Regions from separate parts of the Homo sapiens genome. Here region 1 is linked to region 2. Evidence: chromatin loops called from intact Hi-C (ENCODE). Cell type or tissue: CD4-positive, alpha-beta T cell. All regions are shown on one strand. Each heading gives the region's core, and the rest is flanking DNA. Links, peaks and the distances in the headings are about the cores only.

Region 1 (5,389 bases), core at 100-5,099, 45 kb after region 2:
CACTTCATGACACCCTACCCTAACTCCACTAGGAAACCAAAGAAGCAAGATGGCAATCAAAACCTCTTTAGCTCCACCCTTACAAAGAGACCCTGAATCCCAGCATGTACAGCTCCTGGCACAGAGGAGGTACTCAGCAGACATTAACCTTGACAAGCAAAATGACCAGCTCAGATGATCATGAAGACTTGCTATTAATACTGGCCTTTCTCAGACTTCTCTTTGTGAATTCATTTAGACAGTCAATTATTACTGAGCCTCACTTGTGTACCAAGCCATGTGCCAGATGCTGGGGACACCACAGTGAACAGGATTCCATTCTGGTCTCGAGGGCCCATAGTTTAGTGAGAAAGATTGCCAGATCAACAGGCAATCATAATACAAAGTGCCACGTGCTAGATGAAATGGTATCCAAAGAGCTGCAACTAACTTGGGGTAAGCCACACTGTGGGGCACAGGATACAGGCAGGGACGATGAGAAAAGCTAGAATTTGGGAAAGAGGGAGTTTGCACTGGGTCCACCTTTTCTTCAGTCCTGTCCCTAGGATTCTTTCCACCTGCACTCAACATATTCAAACAGTAACACCTTAATCAGTGAGTAATGATCTATGGGTCTCAAGGAGGAAATACTGATTTCTCCATGATAGCAAGTGACGGTCCTGCAAGATTCTGGTGTGTGAATGAATAATGAAGGTGCTCGCCTAGTATGGAGAGTTCTATAAGATAAAGCAGCTAAGTCTTCATTATTTTTTAACCAAATGCCCTGGATTCTCCTTTTTCATTACAGAACAAGGAGAACTTAATGATGATTCATAAAATGATGCAAGTAATTTTTCTATCCCAGGATGGGGAAATTGTTCACTATTTTTATTTTCACTTTATGTCAAACAAGTTGCTACATTAACTAGGAGGATTAATATTTTAAAGTCTTTTGTGGACTTTTATAAATAATAATATTTATTTTCATTTTATTTTAAATATAGATGGGGTCTTGCTGTGTTGCCCAGGCTGGTCTCAAACTCCTGGGCTCAAACAATCCTCCCACCCTCAACCTCCCAAAGTGCTGGGATTACAGGTGTGAGCCATCACACTGGCCTAAAGAATAATTCTTAAAGTTTTGCCTTTTCCTTAATAAATTTCCTGTTTTCATAGACAAATGAAAATATGCAAAACACTTTAAGAACTAATTGTTCCACGTATGGGTGTCTGGCATGAGTCTGCAATTTCTGCCTCAATGAAAATGTCTGCCTCTGAAGGGCGTGCAACCCCACTAACATGAACCCCCTCTGGACATTTAATATTTCAACTCAACATATGGCAAAACTCACCGTTACCTCTGCAGGATTTAGAGAAAAAACCATCCCTCAGAAGCTTAATGTTCAAAAGTTCATTTCCAAACGCTCACCTGGAACAGCGTGCTTGGCCCTTGCAGCCTGGCAGGACTCAGCGGAGCAACTGGACTAAGGCTGCTCCAGAAATGTATGCTGGAGAGCAGTGGACTCGGAGTCAGAAGCAATCCATTTGGTGTCTGGGAAGTAAAGCAAACAGACTTCTTCATATAGGTTCACCTGACTTGGGCCATGATCAACAGAGCAGCAGAGAGAGGTTAGGTAGGCTAGGCATGGGCCAGGAAACGACCTTACCATCTCAGGAAAACTGGCAACGTTAATTCTGAGGGGCTGTGAACAGTTTAATTTTAATTTTCTTTTCTTTTGGAGACAGTCTCGCTCTGTCACCCAGGCTGGAGTGCAATGGCGCGATCTTGGTTCACTATAACCTCCACTTCCTGGGTTTAAGCGATTCTCCTGCCTCAGCCTCCCAAGCAGCTGGGATTACAGGCACCCACCACCGACTAATTTTTGTATTTTTAGTAGAGAAGGGGTTTCATTACGTTGGCCAGGCTGGTCTCGAACTCCTGACCTCAAGTGATCTGCCCACCTCAGCCTCCCAAAGTGCTGGGATTACAGGCGTGAGCCACCATACCTGGCTGGCTAGTTTTCTTCAATGCTAATTTTATTAACACTTTTTTCATAAAGGAAAAAGGTATTGACACATTACCTTCCCTAAACATTCTGGTGGAAAATTCAAGTTTGTATCAACTTTCGTCCGAATGGTTTGTTAACTTGTTCCCCTTCCCAGATTAAACAAGGATTAGTATACAAACAAAATAGGATCCCATAAAGGGGCTTTAATTCTTCTTATCTATATTTTCCTGTGTTTCTACAGTGGACATCTATTACTTGGGTTACGAACACACGTTTTTAAATGGTCTCCATATCAACAGCTGTTAAGGCTTTGGGATTTGCTGTTAAAATACCCTGTAGCAGCCTCTTCAGAAGCTCTGAGCCGGGTTTTCCAGATTCCTTCCGGATGTGGAGTTGATGAGAATTCATTGCCCTGGCAATGGTTTGGGTGGGGGCAGGGAGGGCCCTTTCTTGTCAGATTGGGTATAAAGCCAAAACCCTGGGTTTCCCAGGGGAGTTCCAAGGACTGAATTTCTTGCACACACACAGCAGGAGTCCTGGCCTGCAAGCCAGCAGGAGGGCAGAAGAAACACCCGCCCAGCTGCTAAGTCTGCATGGCTTTTATTCTCAGTGGAGACAAACTCCCCGGCCCAGGGTGGTTTTGTACCTTTGGTGACTAGAAGGAGTCCCTCAGTGGTTTTGTGATGTCAATAAGGTGCTTTGTGTAAGAAGAACCACAGCAAAGGCGCCAGCCTTTCAGACTGCACCATGCTGGATGCTAAAGTGTTATTTTTTCCTAGAATTGGCCTCCGTAGCATCATTAATTACCAACAGCATTTGGCTTAAACCTAAATTGAAAGGTCTGCTCTGTTCAGCAGAATGGAGACAAACATCCAAAGTTCCTCAAACTGTGAAGCTGCTGAAATGTAAACACATTTATACCAAATTATTTGAGTCGTTGGTTCCATGGCATTTCCTACATACTGAATGACCTATGAGGTTACTAGAATAAATACATGTTTTGAATAAGCTTCCCATTTGTTCTAGTCCAAGGCAATTTCACAAGCATGCCAGGCCATCTGGCCTAACAGTTAAAACTTCACGGCTCAGCATGAGCTCTGCCAGGGTTCCAATCTCAGAACCACTACTTCCCAGCCAGGTAACCTCAGGCAAGCCACCTAACCTCTCTCTGTCTCAGTTGCCTCATCTGTAAAATGGGGAGAATAAAAATGCCCACGTTACAGGGTTGTTGGGAAGATTAAATAAGCTGATCTACTGCAAGCTCTTATAAGATATGTGCCTGGCATATAGAAATGCTCAACAAGTGCCAGAGGCAGTTATCTGGCTAGGTACTTCATACATGTTTTTGAATGAATAAATGGATTGGTAATTAATTGAAAGTATACATGACATACTTACTAAACGTACTTCATCTATGTGAGGGAGAAATTCTCAACTGTATACAGAGAAGGACTTAATCCTCTGAAACAGACCAACTCAACTGAGTCAGCCTGGACTTGGAGGCTACTGTCAGTTGTGTTAGGCTCAAGGCCACAAGCTCAGGTGTTCTGAAAACTAATATTTGCATGTTACTCTGGAGCAAGGTTCCAACCTCAATATGTCACATTAACATTTAATAACCAGTGTGTTCAAGGCCTCCTAGTTTATCCATCAATGAAGGCTCTCAAAGCTTTAAAGAGACAATCTTCTAAACCACAAAACACAGCTATCCTTCTCTCCTCCATGGCCATCATATGCCCATTCCTTTTTAATCCTCTAAGCAATGTACAAGGTCTAGAATTTCTATTTCTCTGGTCTAAAACGTATACCCATGTCTGGATTTGAGATGTTTGCACATTTGTTTCTTAGGAATACAGGATGTACTCAGACTACTGTAGCCTTCTTGTTTCTCATCTTTAATATGTCTGAAATGTCTTCTATAATATATGCAAATAAACACTGTAAAATGATTTCATTCCCTCCTCTCCCTTCTATCCCTGAAGTTCTCCCTGAAAATCCTGTGGCCTTAAAGAACCATGTGGTTGCTTTTTTAAGGAAAGTTCCTATAACACCTGCTCTGGGTTATCTCCGGGACAGTGTGAGACTTCACAGCCTCTCTCCACACGCTCCTGGAGTCAGGCAGAGTGGGCTGAGCCTGAGGGCCAAGGGCTAAAGAAGCCACAGCAAAAAGTGCTGTTTTCTTTCCTTCCCCAAAGACAGTCTCGTTTTAACAAGCATGGCAGATAAGGAGCTCCTGATCCCACGGCTGCTGGGAAAGGAGATGCCACAGGCAATGCATTTGCAAAGAGTAAGACCCTCATCCCAAGATCCCCTTTTCATTTTCCCCACTCAGTTCATCTTCCACTTCCACTTCATAGAGTCTCCTAAAAAGCCTGCACATCTGAGCTCGCCAGGGTGAGCTGGCATCCAGGCATGCCCACCTGTGCACCCCTGCCCCGGCCCGCTGCCTCCTCCTCTTGCCTTCCTCTGCCCATCAAAATGCCACCTCCTCCAAGGACACTTTCCTGATCTCCCCTCAACCAGATGGGATTTCTTATTTCTGAATCTTTGTAACACTTTGTGACCATTTTTTTCTTAACATTTAACATGTTCTGCCTCCTATTATGGTGATTGGCACATTTTTCTTATTCTTTCTGTAGCCTTTAAGGTATCTGCTCATCTTTATTCCTCCTGTACTTTCATCTCCTAAATACCAATGAACTGAAGCCATCTGCAGCTCTAGCTGGGTCCCCCCTGGCTTATCGCTTGTTGGGCATCTCCACTTGGATGCCCCACCATGCTCCAACTTCATGAAGCTCAGCACCTTTCCACATCAGTGTTTCTTAAGACTCTTCCCCTTCTGTCAACAGGACCACCGTGTAGGCACTGCCTCAATAAATACTGACCGAGAGTGCAAACTATGTTTCAGGTGCCACAGATGAGGATAAAACAAGACATAAACCCTGCATGCACAGCCCCATTTACCACCCGCATCCCAGGCCCCACCATGCAAAATGCCTTCCGATAACTGCAAGCTCCGGACATAGCCTCTGGAGGAGTCCCACAACTCAGTCTCCTGTTTATCCCTCATTTCCATTCCTGCTGCATCCAAGCCCCTATCACCTTACAGATGGCATTCCACAACAGCTGCCCAGGCCAGTCCACCTGCCTCCGGTCTCCCCATCTATTCTGTACCCCATCGCCAAATCAACCACCCTCAAACACTGAGTTCACTCAACATTCAGTCACCATTTCAGAAAGGATGTGATGTCCTCCTTAGCCCCAGATTTGAGGTTCCCCATAATCTGGGTTCACACACTTGCTAACTTCTGAGGACTAAGCTCTCATTTTTTATCTTGCCCAAATTCCTACCTAGGGGTCTAGGGAGTCATGCCCTACAAACCGTAAATTCTCATCAGATGGGT
Region 2 (5,389 bases), core at 261-5,260:
GGGCATGTGAAAGTTAGGGATGGATGGAAAAGGAGTGGGAAAAAGAAACTCATTTTTTTATATGTATTAGAATTTGTGTATCTGTGGATAATATATTCTTTATATACCTAAAAAGTAAAAGTTTTTTCAAAGAGATCAGTTCTTCAGCATAGAAGTCTGGACCCTTGGTTTATGTGTAAAGGAGATGGGTAAAGATTAGGGATGGATAGAAAGGAGGTAGGAAAAGAAAAATATTCTTCACATGTACTAGACTTCATTTTTCCATGGATAATATACCCTTAATCTAAAAAATAAAATATTTTTTAAGGTAAAATGTAAAATTTAGCCTTGTCTTCTAAAAGTTTTAAACTTTCAATGTGTTGTTCTCATATATATATATAATTTTTTTTTTTGTACAAATTATTTGTAGAGACAGGGTCATACTATATTATCCAGGCTTGTCTTGAACTCCTGGCCTCAAGCAGTCCTCCCGCTTTGGCCTCCAAAATCACTGACATTACAGGTGTAAGCTACCTCTCCTGGCCTATTTTCATATTTTCTAATGGCAATATATAATGAGTAGTAAAAATAACATAAAACCTTTGCTTGAGTAGGAATTAAGAAACAATTCATTTTTCCTGGAGAAAGTTATACAGTAGGGCTGAATGGGTCTAATATAAATTTATGGTCATCAATCTCGCATAGATCCCCAGTGTTGTCTGGCTATCCCACTGTCTTTCTCTGATTAACTCTTCCTCTCTTACTGTAAGCAGATGATCTCTCTTCCTATATCATAAAAAAGAGAGAGGGCCAGATGTTGTGGCTCATGCCTGTAATCCCACCACTTTGAGAGGCTGAGGCAGGAGGTTTGCTTGAGCCCAGGAGTCCAAGACCAGCCTGGGCAACATAGTGAGACCTCCATCTTTACAAAAAATTAACAAAACTAGCCAGGCGTGGTGGCACACCTTTGTAGTCCCAGCTACTCAGTAGGTAGGAGGTGAGAAGATCACTTGAGCCCAAGAGGATGAGGTTGTGGTGAGCCATGATTGCACCACTGCACTCCAGCCTTGTCGACAGAGCAAGAGACCCTGTCTCAAAAAAAAAGGGGGTGGCCATTAACCGAAAACTCCCTCCTTTTCTGTATAACAAACTTGCAAATCTACCTATGCATATACCCATTCTGTTCTTTTTTGTTTTTAATCTTGAGAAGTTGTCCCCCTTACTATCCCATCTTTTCAGGATGCTTAAGACTATCTGTTATCCCTATAAACTGATGTGTGTTCAGTCTCCCATTTCTTACCTTAATCCTTTCCAGTGACTTTTTATTTACATAAACATAATTTTAGTTTTAGATTTACAGAAAAAATTACAAAAATTATATAGTTCTTCTATACCACATACCCAGTTACCATATTATTAACATTTTATATTACTTTAATACATTTGTCACAACTAAGGAACCAACATTGGTACATTACTAGTAACAAAACTCCATACTTTATTCAGATTTCACTAATTTTTTGTCAGTGTTGTTTTTCTGTCCCGATACTCCCTCCAGGATACCACATTACATTTAGTGATCATATGTCATGTTAAAAATATTGGCTATTGGATGGTGACGTGCTATTTAGTAGTCCTTTATGATTGATAAGAAATAAAACATTGTCAACATATTTAGTTAAATATTAGAATAGTGGCAAAGCCTATATGTAGATAGTCAGGATTCATCAGAGCTTCCTTGCCCTTACGATAATGGTATACCCAGTGGAAGTTTTGTGAGACTGAGTGCAGCTTCAATTATAATGGAGGTCATCCATATATAAAAATTTGTCTTATTGTATTCAAATTATAGGTTTATACATTTTAAGAGCATATGCCTTCCTAAACAATGAATGTTTGGATTCTTCATTCCTGGTTTTACCAATAGACTATATAGACCTTTCTTAATTCTCAGAGCAGGTGAGAAAATACAATCAAGTCCTTACATCTCTCAGCAATTAGAAATATAAGATGGAATGTGGGAGTGAGGTTCAAAGTCCCACAGAATTTACCTTTAGCATATTATGTACAGGAGTACAGGATTAAGGTGGTATTGTGGTGATGATAATAGCAATTTTTGTAAGACAAAGTGACTGAGTAGAATAGAGATTCTCAGTCTTTCCCCCTGCCCACCAAGTCTAAGGGATAAAACACATTTCTTTCGTTAACAGTAACTCGGTAATTCCCACAGAGAGGGAAATGAATGTTTGAAAAAGCCTCCCTCTTCCCCTGCTGTTTCTTTTTTGTTGTTTTTTGAGACAGAGTCTTGCTCTGTCGCCAGGCTGGAGTGCAGTGGCACGATCTTGGCTCACTGCAATCTCCGCCTCCTGGGTTCAAGCGATTCTTCTGCCTCAGCCTCCCGAGTAGCTGGGATTATAGGTATGCACCACCACACCCAGCTAATTTTTGTATTTTTAGTAGAGACAGGGTTTCACTATGTTGGCCAGGATGGTCTTGATCTCCTGACCTCATGATCCGCCCTTCTCGGCCTCCGAAAGTGCTGGGATTACAGGCATGAGCCACCGTGCCCGGCCCCGTTTCTTATGTATTAATATATACTCACTCTTAAAATGTCATCTATGGATCCTCTGTACATACAGAAGCTTCCCCCTTTATCTGTGGTTTCATTTTCCACAATTTCAGTTATGTGAGGTCAAACATAGTCTGAGGATAGGTGAATACAATGCCAGTATGATTATTTTGAGAGCAAGAGATAGAGACTGCATTCACGTAACTTTTATTACAGTGTATTATTATGGTTATTTGTTTTATTAGTTGATCTCTTACTCTGCAAAATTTATAAATTAAACTTTATCTTAGGAGTGTATTTAATATGTATAGGGAAAAACCTAGTACATACAGGTTTCAGTGCTGTCTGCTGTTTCAGGCATCCACTGGTGTTCTTAGAAGTATCCCCTGTGGATAAGGGGGACCTCTGGTGCTTCATTTGTTTTGAAGCTCAGCTAGAACAGCATCTCCAGCCTGTGATAGAGTAATTATGTTGCTAGATCCAAAGTAAACAAAAAGTTTCCCATAAGGCTTGGTATTGCTTACAAGTTACAGTGAATTCTAGGAAGACTATTATAAATTATAATTTAATTTATATATATATTTAGAATTTTCATGTGTTTATACTCTAAGAGCCATCTGAATAGGAATTTGCTTGGGGCTGTCAAAAAGTGAAGTATTTTCTTGGAACAGTGAAATATCAGAAAAAATTATCTTCATTTGTCTGGAAAGCAGCATTAAGGGGGCTCTTATATTACATGAAAATATAAGCTTTGAGCAGTGATAGTATCATACCCGAGGTTTATCCAAGGCACAGTTATTGCTAATTGAAAATTTTTCCCAAATACCCCCACCATGACAACTTGTGATTATAGTTGGCATTGGCAATTTTTGAGTTTCTGCAGAGACTGGAACAACAACATACACATTATAAAGCTTATTGTGCTATTTCTTTAGCTATTATTTCTGTTTCTGTGAAACTTTTAAAATATTCTAAAATAATCTAGGATGGAACTCAGGCTAGATTGTGAACTCATGAAAGTGGGAATCATGTCTGTCTTCTCTAGCACCTAACATTGTGCTGGGTAAATGTTGAATAAATGAGCTTTGTCCTCTGTCCTCTGAATAATTTCTGTAGGAGAGCACGTCAACAAGCTAGTCATTATATCTATTGTTAATCTTGTTGTGTTCAGCAAATAAAAATGCAAGCAAAATTTTCTAAAAATTTTATTTAAAGATTCAGTAAGTACTGTTTTGATGTAATCATTAAATCCTAAGTTGGAAATTACTAAATTGGGGGCTAAGCTTTTACTTTTTGAATTAGGATCTGACAGACAATTCACTAGTGTAATTGTGCCTTTGTCTGAATTCTCTGCCTGCCTGCCTGCCTGCATGGGTGGAATTCAGTAGTGTTGTTTATTTTATAGACTGATTATTCAAATTTAAACTTAACCTCTTACATATTTGTCTTTACAGTCTAATTTGTAGTCCATTTACATAGTCTTTAAAGCAAACCTCGACATTTTGTCATAGTAACCATTGGACCCTAGTGTATTTGATGTTTTAAGAACATAGTAGTATTCATTCATTTAAGATAAAAGGATTAATAAGAAAATTTCTCTACTCCTGAGAAGAAAAAATGCCTAGCTTACAGTCTTATTTCCCGTGTGCTTCTCATTGTTATAATGACATTTTAAATATTTTTTTCAGGAACATTCATTCTTTTGTTCATACTAGTTTGCATTTATTCTCAATATAGTGTTTTTTCCCCCATAAAAGATGACACAAAACTTAAAATTCATGGCAAAAATGCGGTAGTTCCATATTCATGAATTTAAGCACCTAAATTCCAGAGATAAGTATCAGAATAAAGATATTTTATTAGTTTCTGTGATCTTGGCAAGTAGCCTTTTTTATGGAGTAAAGTATTTAAGATCATATATAAATAGGCTATATAAAACATATATAAATTAAAAGATTATTCGTAATCAGACTGTCATGTACCAGATAGTGGGCTATTTGCCATGTTTTTCATACTGATTTTAAAAACTTCACTTGTATTTTAAAAATGTTATCTATTGTAGTTTTACTTCTTTATTTTGCATAGTTATTGATACTAGAAAGCGAAGGACTTAATACTGAGTCATGTTCAAGACAATACATGGATGAATAGTGTATGATGGTCGTAAAACTTCATTTTTAAAATTTAATGTTTTATGAAAAACGTCATAGGAAAATGTCATAGAATGCAAAAATAATTTTTCATTCATTCAATAATACCTGTGACCAAAGTTTTAATTAGTTTACTAAAATTGAATTAAGTACTATTGGACGTGCAGTTTTCCACATGGCTTTTAATATGATACATATCATTGTAACAAAAAGATAAAAACAGTTATTTTGAGGGGCCTCTGCTACTTTTGGCCATTCAGCTTTGGATAATTTATCCTATTGTCTGAAATGGTAAGTGATGCAAGTCTAATTACCAAGGATTATTTTAATTTTATTCCACAGTTCCAAGGAAAATTGCGTATTTAGACCTCTAGAGTTTGACTAAATCACAACGTTTAATCATCTGGCATAATTTATACACCTTTGAGAACTGAGATTATGTATTAAAAAACATTATTTCCTTTAACTGGCTTTTTATTTAAGGGCATTAGCACCATTCTAAGCAAGTGGATCTTTCTTTAGATTATCATTACCTTTTCCATTATCTATAAAGGGGTACTAGAAAGCAACTTTAAGAAAATTCTTTTCCCATTCTGTTTTACTTTTTAAAATATTTCTGCTCTCTCAGTCCCTAGTTTTCAATCTATCTAAAAACAAATTTTCCTAAATTTTGTGTTAAGGTTTTTTCTTT

The links. A loop is a pair of places that touch in the nucleus more often than their neighbours do. Peaks named below come from ENCODE experiments on the same cell type or tissue, not always from the same donor. Only the 100,000 strongest peaks of a DNase experiment are listed, where the experiment ranks them.
Region 1: a loop joins it to region 2, with 1.9 times the contacts of the local background. A loop is called at or near these places in 3 of 110 quality-filtered maps.

The regions. Positions count from the first base shown.
Region 1 is chr12:96,255,870-96,261,258 of GRCh38, reverse strand. ELK3 (ETS transcription factor ELK3) reads right to left here. Exons shown (of 5, transcript NM_005230.4): 4 at 1,406-1,528. Among named protein-coding and RNA genes, the nearest start is that of ELK3, 64 kb to the right of the region's middle. In CD4-positive, alpha-beta T cell, for the core only: no CTCF peak of the experiment used is centred there; a DNase peak (open chromatin) is centred at 2,618; H3K27ac peaks cover 162 bases.
Region 2 is chr12:96,301,420-96,306,808 of GRCh38, reverse strand. All of the region lies in intron 5 of CDK17 (cyclin dependent kinase 17), which reads left to right. It also overlaps the pseudogene RNU4-24P. Among named protein-coding and RNA genes, the nearest start is that of CDK17, 96 kb to the left of the region's middle. In CD4-positive, alpha-beta T cell, for the core only: a CTCF peak has its summit at 3,373; no DNase peak of the experiment used is centred there.